Linked DNA regions of Mus musculus: all the other regions are linked to region 3. A link is a contact called in ENCODE Hi-C data. All regions are on one chromosome and are shown on one strand. The core of a region is the stretch at or near the end of the contact, and the rest is flanking DNA. Distances in the headings are between cores, read along the strand shown.

Region 1 (3,884 bases), core at 537-3,036, about 53 Mb after region 3:
ATGAGATAGATGGATCTTGAGAATATCATCCTGTGTGGGGTAATCCAGTCACAAAAGGGCATGCACCATATATATGTATTCCACTTATAAGTGGATATTAGCCATAAAATACAGGATACCCATGCTACGCTCCACAGATCCAAGGAGGCTGGAGAGAAAGGAGGGCACAAGCAAGGATGCTCAAGTCTCACTTGGAAGGGGGAATAAAATAGTCTTAAGAGGAAGATGGAGGGAGGGAACTGGGTGGAAGAGGAGATTGGGAGGGGAGTGTTGGTGGGGTTCAGAATCAGGTGTGGGGAGAGGTAGGGGGATTGCTGAATGGCCATGAGAATTAATGGAAATCTGCAACTGATGGGGGGGGGGGGTTGTTCCAGGAGGACACAGAGACCTGGGATAGAGGAGGTGCCCAAGAATCAATGGGGTGTCCTTGGCAGTGACTCACAGCACTGGGGACATGAAGCCTGAAGAGGCTGCCTCCTGTGGCCAGGCAAGAACCCCAGGGGAGTGATAGAAACACCAACCCACCCACAAAACTTTCAACCCCAAATATATCCTGTCTACAACAAATGCAGGCACAAGGGATGAAGCAGAGACTGAGGGAATAGCCAACCAATAACGAACTCAACTAGAGACCCATCCCATGGACAAGCACCAATCCCTGGCACTATTAATGATACTCTGTTATGATTGTAGACAGGGCACGTAATTCTCTGAGAGGCTCTACCTAGACAGATGCAGACACCCACAGCCAAAGAGTGGATGGAGCTTGGGGACTCATGGAAGAAGAGGAGGAAGGATTGCAGGCCCCTAAGGAGATAGAACTCCACAGGAAGACCAACCGAGTCAACTAACCTGAACCCTTGGGGGTTATCAGAGAATAAACCACCAGTCAAAGAACCTAAACAGACTGGACCTAGGCCTCTCTGTGCATATGTACTAGGTGATCGTCATGTGGGCCCTTGAACCACTGGATCAGGGGCTATCCCAAAAGCTGGTGTCTGTTCCTGGGATATGTTCTTCTAGCTGGGCTGCCTTGTCTGGCTCAGTGGGAAGAGAAAGCGCTTAGTCTTGCAGCAACTTGAAGTGCCAGGGTGGGGGAGGCTGGGGTGGGGTGGGGTAGTGTTCCACCAATTCAGAGGAGAAGGGGAGTAGGGAAGGGGTAAGGATTATGGGAGGGAATGACCGAGAGGGGGGCAGTGAGCAATATATTGAAAAATTAATTAAAAAGTATTTTTTAAAGTAACTTTAACAATAATGCTCCCAGTCTCTATCAAAGTATAATTTTTCATAGGAGTGAAGATAAATTTAATAAAGCAGCAAAATTCCCAGATGAGAGGAAGTACTCTGATAAGAATAAAGTGTTAGTGAAATTACCTTGTGCTCTGAATGGGCCACTTACACTACTTGGACCTTCCATTCACTTCTGATTAGTACCTCCTCCTATACAGCAACATTAAATGAGCGCTGCTTATCAATATGGCTTTGTTGCATGTTTCCAGACATGGGAGAAATTACCAACTGCAGTACATACACTAATGCTAAGAACAGAGACCATGCTTCATGAAATTTGTACAGTTAAGCAGTTCAGTCTGCTACACTGCAGAGTGTGGCATCACTCTGCCGTGGCACACACTGAAACCACGTAGGGCTGTTGGGTGTAGCTCAGTGGGAGAACGCCCAGCATAAAACTGGCCCAGGGCTTGATGATCCCCACGGTGTGATTCAGTGTACCATACAGTACTGCCCAAAAAACCACAAAGCAGTGCACTCAGTGGCTGGGCCGCTCCTCACATGTGTTTCCAATTGGCAGCAGGCCTACGGACTGCGGCAGATCCTAAGCCAGACTCATCTGGAATGGTTATGACTGAGGGTGAGCAAGTCCTTCCTTACTGTTATAATGACAAACAAGGACAAGGGGGGCAAGCAAAGAGTAATCGCTTTTGTCTGAAAGGAAAAGTGTCCCCAAACATGCACAAGGTGACACGGTTCTGCCAATGCTGGGCTAACTTGCACTTTCTAGAACCTTCAAACTAGTGCAAGTGCAACCCTTCTCAAGTACCCACGGAAGGCCAAAAGCTTAGAATTAAAAACAGACCACTAACAAGTAAGCTTGTTTATATTGCTACTTAACTTGACTAAATGTCCATAAATTCTGATCAGAGAAAAATGGAACTAAAGTACTTGTGAGGAACTGTATTCACTACCATTTCCTAAAGGCCAAAGCCAGTCTTCCCTGAATATTTACTCTGCCCCAAGGTTGCAATTTTGACTTTTTATCCTAAGGGAAAGACCTAGCATCAAATCAAACTATTAACTGAGTTGCTTTGGAAGTAAATATTCAAGCACTTCTTCTCTTACCTGCCTTACCCAATCAACCAAATAGATTATGCCCTACTGTCTGAATTCACAGGTTCAGGCTGTGTGAGAAAAGACTCTTTCTTTTGGCTACAAATCTCATAGCTGTCTAGAGCATCACCAGAGGAGCACACAAACAAGTCTTACTTTAAATGCCTCGTGTACTCTGTCACAGCTTAGAGATTCTAGACAGAGCAAAGGATGCACGGCTGAAAACGCAAAAGAAAGGAACTGAGTGCTCACAGAATCATGGGAAACCTCCACTGGAAACTAGAAACTACTGATGGCCTTTTATCATGTATATGCAGAATGTGGAAAATGCAAAAAAAAAAAAACAAAACCAGCAAAGAAATGAAACTTAAGAGCAAAAGCAAATAGGAAGCCAACCCCAAACATTTCTCCTCCTTTACCTTAGAGCCTTGTCTAAACAGTGTTACTCAGAGACTACAAAACACATGATGGAAGCTTTATTCCTGACTTATGCCATCAATGCCAATATACATTCTATGCAATTAAGAAACTGATGGCATGCACGTGAACTAAGCTCCTTAATGACAGTCTCATCTACAAGAACAGCAGATAGTGTGAGAAATTGTCATCACTTAATGTGAAATCTGACTAGGTGCCACATCTGGCTCTGTGTTTAGCCATATTAAAGCACCAAAAAACTGTCTCTCAGGCAATATACTTCTAATTTCTTACTTCACACTTATCAAGATTAAAAAAATGCTATAAACATGAGGAATGTTAATTTACCCAGTGTTCCCAATTTTCTATCAAGCTTTAAAGAATATTAAACTTTTAAAGACATTCTTTTTCTCTGTATGAGCAGAGACAGACATGCAGAGAAGGAAAAACTACATGGCTTATACAATAAGTATACATAGATACTACATACATATTGTTCAGACTGCATGGTTTTTATATCAAATACAGGCTTTTCTCAGCACACAACTATTCATTGTTGTTAAAGGGTAATGAGAAACTTCAACAGCTAAGTACATACTACTAACAGTTCAGTTTTAAGAATTTGTAGGTTAAAAAAATACAATTCCTAGAACACTGTTATCAAACAAGTAAGTTTTATTGGCATCTAAAAACAAAATTCACCCAACATTGAAACGTCTTTGAATGTTTATGTTGTTTGCTTTTTTCTTTTTACTTATTGCAGTATGAGGAACAAATCACACACACTTACTTTGGAGTAACAGAGACCATCGTGGAGATTTTTACAAAATCACTTTTTAAAATCTCTGTATTATGCTCCTCAAGAATCTAGAGCCAGTCCTTGCATAAAATGTCATAGCTTTGTCTGTCTCCTTAAAATCCTGCAGCAGCCTAGAGTTATGGAGGAAATGGGCCACACCTTGCTGTTCTGAAATATGTCATTGCCATACCCAACCCAATGACAGCGTCTAAAACCTTCTCTTCCATAGGAAGTCTCCGACAAGCCGTTAGCATCTCCTTGACGTTAAAAGAATCTGGGGCAACATTTATACGTTATCAGAAAAAAAAAGTGTTTACCTACC
Region 2 (3,618 bases), core at 211-2,710, about 53 Mb after region 3:
TGGCAGGGCAGGAACACAAAGTCAGAGCCAAAGAGGAGGACAAGAGGCTCCCTGAGAATGGCCCAGATTTGCTGGGGATATTGAGCTTTTCCCAGGGAAAGGAACGATACTTGTGTGGATATTCTTTAAAGGGGAGGAGAAGACCTGGGTACTCAGAGGTTGACTGTAAGGAATCAAGAGGGATACCACAAAAGACCAGGAATCTGAAGAGAGAGAGGACCTAGAGCTTTGAAGGAAGGAGCTCTGCACCGCAGAGATGGTACAAGGTTAACACTTTGTATAATGCAGAAAATTAGCATCCTTTGTGCCACACAGGGTCTTTAGGTCCTAATGACTCTGAGATCTCTACGATGGCTGTGACCACACTTAAAATTCTGTATGTAATATTTCTTCTGAAAACCCTACAAATCCAGCAGATTGAATGACCTAAACAGGAATATCAACCAACTAACCAAGCTTTGCTTCAACATACAGCAACAAAAGTCTTTTCTTTTTCTTTTTCCTTTTCTTTCCTTTTTCTTTTTCTTTTTCTTTTTTTTCTTTTCTTTCTTTTTCTTTTTCTTTTCTTTTTTTTTTCCAAAGTTTTCAAGTTTATTATGAAATCTGGGCCTGTTTTCCAAGCCTGAAATTCAAGCCGGTTATAAAGAATCAAAACAAAGGGAAAACTCAAGCCAAACGGGAAAAGAACACACCAGCAACACAACACAGAACACTGCAGTCCATCTACAAAAGACTGCTGCCGAAGTTTATGTGAACACACACACAGCCTCAAGCAATCTGCTCTTGTTCCAGGCCTTCCCAGTTTCTAACAATAAACAGTAAAATTAAGAAAATAGAAATAAACAGGAACCTGACAGAAGTGAGACCTATGGGCACGGGAAGGATTCAGATTGGGGCTGGCGTCTCAAAGGTTAAGAATCTCCCACTCTAAAGGGTTTCCAGATATGCACAAAACCTGTGTCTTCAAGGTACAAACTCTCTGTCTGCTCACACCTAAATCGGACTGGGTTATTTAACACACAATGGAATAGCTGGCTACCCAAGGGTCCTAATGCCTGCCTTCTCCTGCCCAGTGGCCCCCACCAGTGTCTCCAAGCCAAACAGCAGCCTCTCACCTGTGCCTTAACTCATTATTTTCACTGCAGAGGTTTAAAAAAAAAATCACACTTTAAACCTCAGGAGGAGAGATGTGCGTCTATTTGCATCAAGAACATATTCATGGCTTTAGCTCAAAACATCAAGGCTTTGCACAGCTTGGAGCTAAGTAAACATGAAAAAAAGAATGGACCAAAAGCTCATTTATACAAAAGTAAAATGTTACTAATAGCCTATTCTGAAGAAGGGAGAAAGAAAGGAGTCAGCCTGGATGGGAGTGAGGGGGCAGGGCAGCAGGAGAGAAGGGATCTGGGAGGGAGGCCAGGTGGGACAGGAGTCTGAACAGCAATAGCAACCAGACCCAGGGAAAAGTCTAAACAAATGACTTGGTTCTTTCCAGTCTGAATGAACACAAATTACTGGCCGTACAGACATGCAGCAGAATTATGTAACTTAGTTCCAATGTTCAAGCCGGATCTCCACCCTCCGCACCAAATTACTCTAAAGCCTCTGGCCCCGTTGGTAAACAGTTGGCTACAGTTATGCTCATGTCCATTCTTACTCCTTCTCTTTTGAGACATGCTACTGGGCTTGGGCTCACTCACATCACACTTGGTTCTGGGCCAAAACAAAAGTTCCAGGGAACGCCAAATAATCAAATTCCAGCCTCTGCCCCATCCACAATTCACAATTGACGCATAGGCAAGCCAGATCCATAAACCTAAATACAGCAGGGTTTGGTTGTTTTATTATCAATGTTTCTCAGACTACACAGTTAAGGCTTGCAGTTTTCAAAAGTGAAAACTAGATTCTTCGGTCTGCCTGGAGTTCAGATTTAACTCTTAAGTAGGAGGCGTTACACTTGGTCTTTGCACCAACAGCCCTACACACCTATCCTGGCAAAGGAAATCTTTTGGGAAATATTACACTTGAAAAATAAAAAGGATCTTTTTAAAAAATAGATGTAAACTTGTCAATTATCAACAAAAACCTATCACCAAGACAATGAACTACTTAATCACTCACTGGCATTCAGACAGTCTGAGCACTTTCCAAAGCTTTAAGACACCAAGTGATCTTAGGTGTACACAGGTCTATCCTCAGGCCCAAGCCAGTCTGGATCTTCCTGGGATAATCGGACAGAATTCCACAGAAATCCCTGGCTATATTTACTCAGCCATTCCTTCCTGCATCATGTCTGTTTTGCCCTATGGGTTCCTTTTATCCAAAGCTGTCCTTTAGCTCTACTGCCTTATGTTGGAACATGTATCATTGTGTTTTTGCTCATTTGTAGCATTCAGGTAGTATTCAGACCTTAAGCTAAATTGGATCACTAACTTTACATATATGCATATTCATGTAGATTACATGTGTGCATATTCATGTAGTTATGTCACAGATAAGGATGCCATGCAGCAGATGTGCCTACTGATAAATGTACATATATACCCTTGCTCATATCCCACACATACACCAACACACATACACCAATATATACATACACATACCCCATCCTTGGGAATGCAGTAAAGATGTAATATAAACAATCAGTTGACCACCACAAGATGATGGACTTCCTGTTAGTCATGGAAAAATAAAATAAAATAAAAGCACTTAAAGTATCATTTACAGTGTGTTGTAGAACTCTCATTACTGCATTCCTAAGCTTTGAATCACGACCCCTTTTACTAAATTATGTTCTCTTCCCACTAAATCTGAGCCTGTTATTTTCTTTACAAAAACATTAATTACAAGTCACATGCTAGGAAAAAGTAATAAGAAAACCAACAGGCCAGTGTTTTAAACTGGCAAAAGGTCTCAAGAGGAACTTCCTCCAAACAGGTACATGTCTTCATATCCCCTAGAGAAGGCTCAGCAGTTGAGAGCACTCACTGGCTGCCTTTGCTGAGAACCTGGGTTCCCTTCCCAGCACATACATGCTGGCCCATAACTCCAGTTCCAGGGGATCCAACACACTCCTCTGGCTTCTGTGGAATTATACACATGCAGTGCACACAACATACATGCTGACAAACACATACACACACACAAAAAATAAAAGGTGCATGAGGCAAGCACACGACAAATTGACCACTAAAGGAATTTAAACTAAACACATGGATGGAACTATGAGTGGAGACACATGCTTGGAATCCCACAACTGAAAAGACAGAGGCGGGAGGAACTTCACACATTTGAGGCTACTCCAGTCTACAAAGGAACTATGAGGCCAGCCAAGGCTACAAAGCAGGACCCTGTCTCAAGAGGTTAAAGACAAAAACTATAAAGTTGTATCCATATATATGTATGTGTATATGTGTATGTATATGTATATATATATATGTACACACATACACACACACACACACACGCTAGAATGACTGAAGCAAGAAGAAATGAACAAATAATAAAACAAGTTGGGGAAGATGTGACAGAGAAGGTGTGTCAGTTTGTATATGCTTGGCCCAGGGAGTGGCACTATTAGGAGGTGTGGCCTTGTTGGAGTAGCTGTGTCACTGTGGG
Region 3 (3,575 bases), core at 479-2,978:
TCCCTTCCATTCTTGGTATCACAAAGAGTTTTTTGGGCGATCATTTTAAATAACAGTACACAGTTTTGAAGCCATCATCTTCATAGAGAGCCTGGGAAGGAAGGCCTCATTTTACAGATGGGGAAGCCGCAATCACACAGATTGGTTGCCCGCGGACACACCCAGATGGCAGTGGTTATAGCTATGTGGCATTGTGATTAACACGGTTCCTCTGGGCTTCAGTTTCTCTTTATACGCTAGCAGTGGAGGACATGAACGGTCTCCGGGGGTCGCTCACCAGGTAGTAGATGGATAGCACCCCCTCACCGGGCTCCAGCAGCTCGTCTTTGAGCAGCACCCGAAGCGTGACCGCGCGCCTCGTGAGCGCGCCCCCTAGGGCCATCCCAGGCCCTGCCGTGCCGCCTCCGCTGCCACCGAGGCTGCCGCTGCGCCCTCCGCTACCCGTCCCGCGCTCGGGGTCCTCGGCCTCCGCGTCGTCCTCATCCTCCTCCGGCGCCTCCTCGGCCGTGGCCCCGGGAGACAGAGACTCGGGAGCTGCAGCGAAATAGCAACTGGCTGCAGAGGTCGCGTCCCGCTGCCCCGTCCCCGCCTGCGCGGACCATCCTACCTGCCATGGACGCTGTGTCCCGGCACAGCCTCCTCCGAGTGAACGGGCTCCTCCCCGCGCGGGGACACAGCAGTCTATTGGTTACTGAAAATGGGTGGGGAGGTTTGGCCCGCCGGGGGCGGAGGGGATACGGAGCGGTTGGGTTGTGCTTGCACTGGAGTTGGAGCGATCCGGTGCAATTTGGCGAAACTAAAGCTGGAGGTTGGGGGAGACCTGGAGAAGGAAACAGGCCCAGGACCTTCTCATTCAGGGACTAGAGATACCATACTCGAGGCCACCAGCTACTAGGTTGCAACTTTGATCCCTGAGCAGGAGTGGCTCAGCTTTCAGGAAAGAGATGGAAACCTTAGGTCTTGGGCCTGCCCACGCGCAGTTAAAGAAATGAGGGAAGACCTTGGGACACAAGGGAAACTGAAGCAGATGGTGAACTAGAGGGAAAAACAGACTCAGGACGCCGCCCCCCATCCCCTGCTCTCAGGGGGACTATACTCCCTTAGTGGGGCTGCATCCTGGAGCTCATGATTCCCTCAGCCTACAGCAGCGATGAAGGAAGCTGCTAGTGAGGCTAGTGCGCTAGCTAAAGGCAGAGCCCTTGATGGTTGGGAGCAGGGAAGAAACAGGTTTGTAAGAAATGTAGAGCCGCTTTAGGAAAGCAGCTGCGCGTTATAGCTGGATCGAAAGGTCTGAGCCTGGCCAGCTTTAGCCTTTCTAGGGTTAACTCAGCCCAATGGCAGTTCTCATCAGCCAATCACCAGGTGCCTCCAGCATCCAATCAGCGACAAGGGATGGTTCCCACTCAGCCAATCGGCGTTCACGTGTAATCAGCGAGCGGGAAGGGGCGGTGTTACTAGGCGCCCAAGGCCCTGGGCCTTTGTTCTCATCCTGATTTGTCCTTCATCACAGATTACCCCAACCCAGGGAGGTCTGAAAATCCGGGTGGCCTCAAACTGGGGAAAGAGGCAGGATGCTCTGGAAAGGTCTGAGTAATGAGAATCATTCTTTTTTTTTTTTAAGATTTGTTTATTTATTTATTATATGTAAGTACACTGTAGCTGTCCTCAGACACTCCAGAAGAGGGAGTCAGATCTCGTTATGGATGGTTGTGAGCCACCATGTGGTTGCTGGGATTTGAACTCCTGACCTTCGGAAGAACAGTCGGGTGCTCTTACCCACTGAGCCATCTCACCAGTCCGAGAACCACTCTTCCCTTAGCCCAGGCCACCAGACTTTGGGCTCCATAGTTTACCGCTTCCAAGTCCCGGCACAATATGCAGGTCTAACCATCTTGTAAACAGGCAAAGCCTTGAGAGAGGCTCCAAGTTCTGCTCACTGGACGTTTTCATCCTGTTTATCTTCCACCTCGATCCAAAAGGGACTTTTCTATGATGTAACTACTGCCACATCCTATCCTTGCGCTACAACAGTCCTTGGCTCCCGGCTAATTTTTCTTTTCCTTCCTTCCACTTGCAGTGATCCTCCTGCTCAGCCCCCTCCTGCTTACGTCATAGGCTTGCATCCCCACACCTAGCTCCCCTGTGGCCTTTGACACTTTGAAGCAACTACTGTGGCTTGACAATGTACAGAAACCTAAAGATAACATTGGTTGAAGATAAAGGAAGGTTGTGCCACTCACAGCCACTATCTGGGTCCCCATCTCCACCCTTTTACCTGTGTAAAGTCCAGGTGCCCTAGCTGGGAACTGAAGAAAATGAGTTCACAATCTGTTCTGCCTTTGCCTTTTGAAAATAGCATCTCGCAGGGCAGTGGTGGCCTGTGATCCTAGCACTTGGGAGGCAGAAGCCGGTGGATTTCTAAATTCAACGCCAGCCTGGTCTACAGAGTGAGTTCCAGGACAGCCAGGGCAATTCAGAGAAATCCTGTCTTGAACCTCCGCCACCCCCCACCCCCCCATCCCCAAAATAGCATCTCAGGCAGACCGCACTAGACTCAAGTTACTATGTAACTACGGCTGCTCCGGTCTCTTCCTCCCAAGTTCTGGGAAAACCCAAATGTACTACCACGCCTGGCCAAATTTACAATTACACACTGATCAATTGTACTGGAATTGACCTTAGAGCCTTGTCCTAGCCAGGAGCCAGGTACACTACCACCACAAGCCAGGCGCCCAGGCCCTCTCAAGACCGTTCTTAGTGGGGGGCCTGGGGGCGTGGTCAGGGCAGAACCTCAGCGCAGAATCACACTGGGAAGGGCTGTGTGTAACCGATAGAGCACTTACTCAGGTTGTGCAAAGGGCTTGAGTTGCTTCTACAGCGACAAGGGGAAAAAAAAAAAAAAAGTAGAAAGCTAAAGAAATAAACTGACTTGGTTTGCGGTTTGTTATAAAATTTCAAAGTACCAAAAGCAGTGAACGTCAGGCCTGCTGTCCCGCACCTGTCTGTCATTTCAGCACTTGAGAGGCTGAGGCAGTTAAAAATCAGCTTGGGGGGCTGGTGAGATGGCTCAGCGGTTAAGAGCACTGACTGTTCTTCCAGAGGTCCCGAGTTCAAATCCCAGCAACCACATGGTGGCTCACAACCATCTGTAATGAGATCTGAAGACAACTACAGTGTACTTACATATAATAGATAGATAAAATCTTTTTTAAAAAATCACTTGGGCTATGTATCGAGAGTCAAAAAACAAAAATCAAAACCACCACCACAGGGCTGGAGAGATGGCTCAATGGTTAAGAGCACTGGTTGCTCTTCCAAAGATCCCAAGTTCAATTCCCAGCAACCACATGGTGGCTCACAAGCATCTGTAATGGGATCCGACGCCCTCTTCTGGTGTGTCTGAGACAGTGAGTGTACACACACACACACACACACACACATAAATAAATAAATATTTTTTAAAAAACCCACTACCAAAACAAAAACCTAGACATGGTGGTGCACACCAGACATAGCAACACTCAGGAGACAGGAGGTTCAGATGTTCATTCTAAGCTACTTAACTGGAGGCCAGC

What was found. Hi-C counts contacts between places; a loop is a spot of excess contacts on that map.
Region 1: a loop to region 3 is called in a map of T-helper 2 cell, with 210 times the contacts of the local background. The contact joins the enhancer-like site here to the promoter of Stap2 in region 3. A Hi-C loop is called at or near these places in 4 of 37 maps with a recorded cell type or tissue (T-helper 17 cell, T-helper 2 cell and regulatory T cell).
Region 2: a map of T-helper 2 cell shows a loop between it and region 3 (302-fold over the local background). The contact joins the enhancer-like site here to the promoter of Stap2 in region 3. A Hi-C loop is called at or near these places in 4 of 37 maps with a recorded cell type or tissue (T-helper 1 cell, T-helper 17 cell and T-helper 2 cell).

Annotation. Positions count from the first base shown.
Region 1 is chr17:3,198,396-3,202,279 of GRCm38, reverse strand. Scaf8 (SR-related CTD-associated factor 8) reads right to left here. Exons shown (of 20, transcript NM_134123.3): 20 at 3,421-3,884. Among named protein-coding and RNA genes, the nearest start is that of Gm34035, 83 kb to the left of the region's middle. Within about 2 kb of position 1,786, at least 1 of the 3 ENCODE cell types and tissues checked has a DNase peak (open chromatin) inside an H3K27ac peak, as active enhancers do.
Region 2 is chr17:3,367,750-3,371,367 of GRCm38, reverse strand. All of the region lies in intron 1 of Tiam2 (T cell lymphoma invasion and metastasis 2), which reads right to left. Among named protein-coding and RNA genes, the nearest start is that of Gm52295, 39 kb to the left of the region's middle. Within about 2 kb of position 1,460, at least 1 of the 3 ENCODE cell types and tissues checked has a DNase peak (open chromatin) inside an H3K27ac peak, as active enhancers do.
Region 3 is chr17:56,006,289-56,009,863 of GRCm38, reverse strand. Stap2 (signal transducing adaptor family member 2) reads left to right here and starts at 1,728. Exons shown (of 14, transcript NM_145934.3): 1 at 1,728-2,447. Mpnd (MPN domain containing) reads right to left here and starts at 663. Exons shown (of 13, transcript NM_026530.5): 1 at 608-663; 2 at 278-534. The coding sequence starts at 614.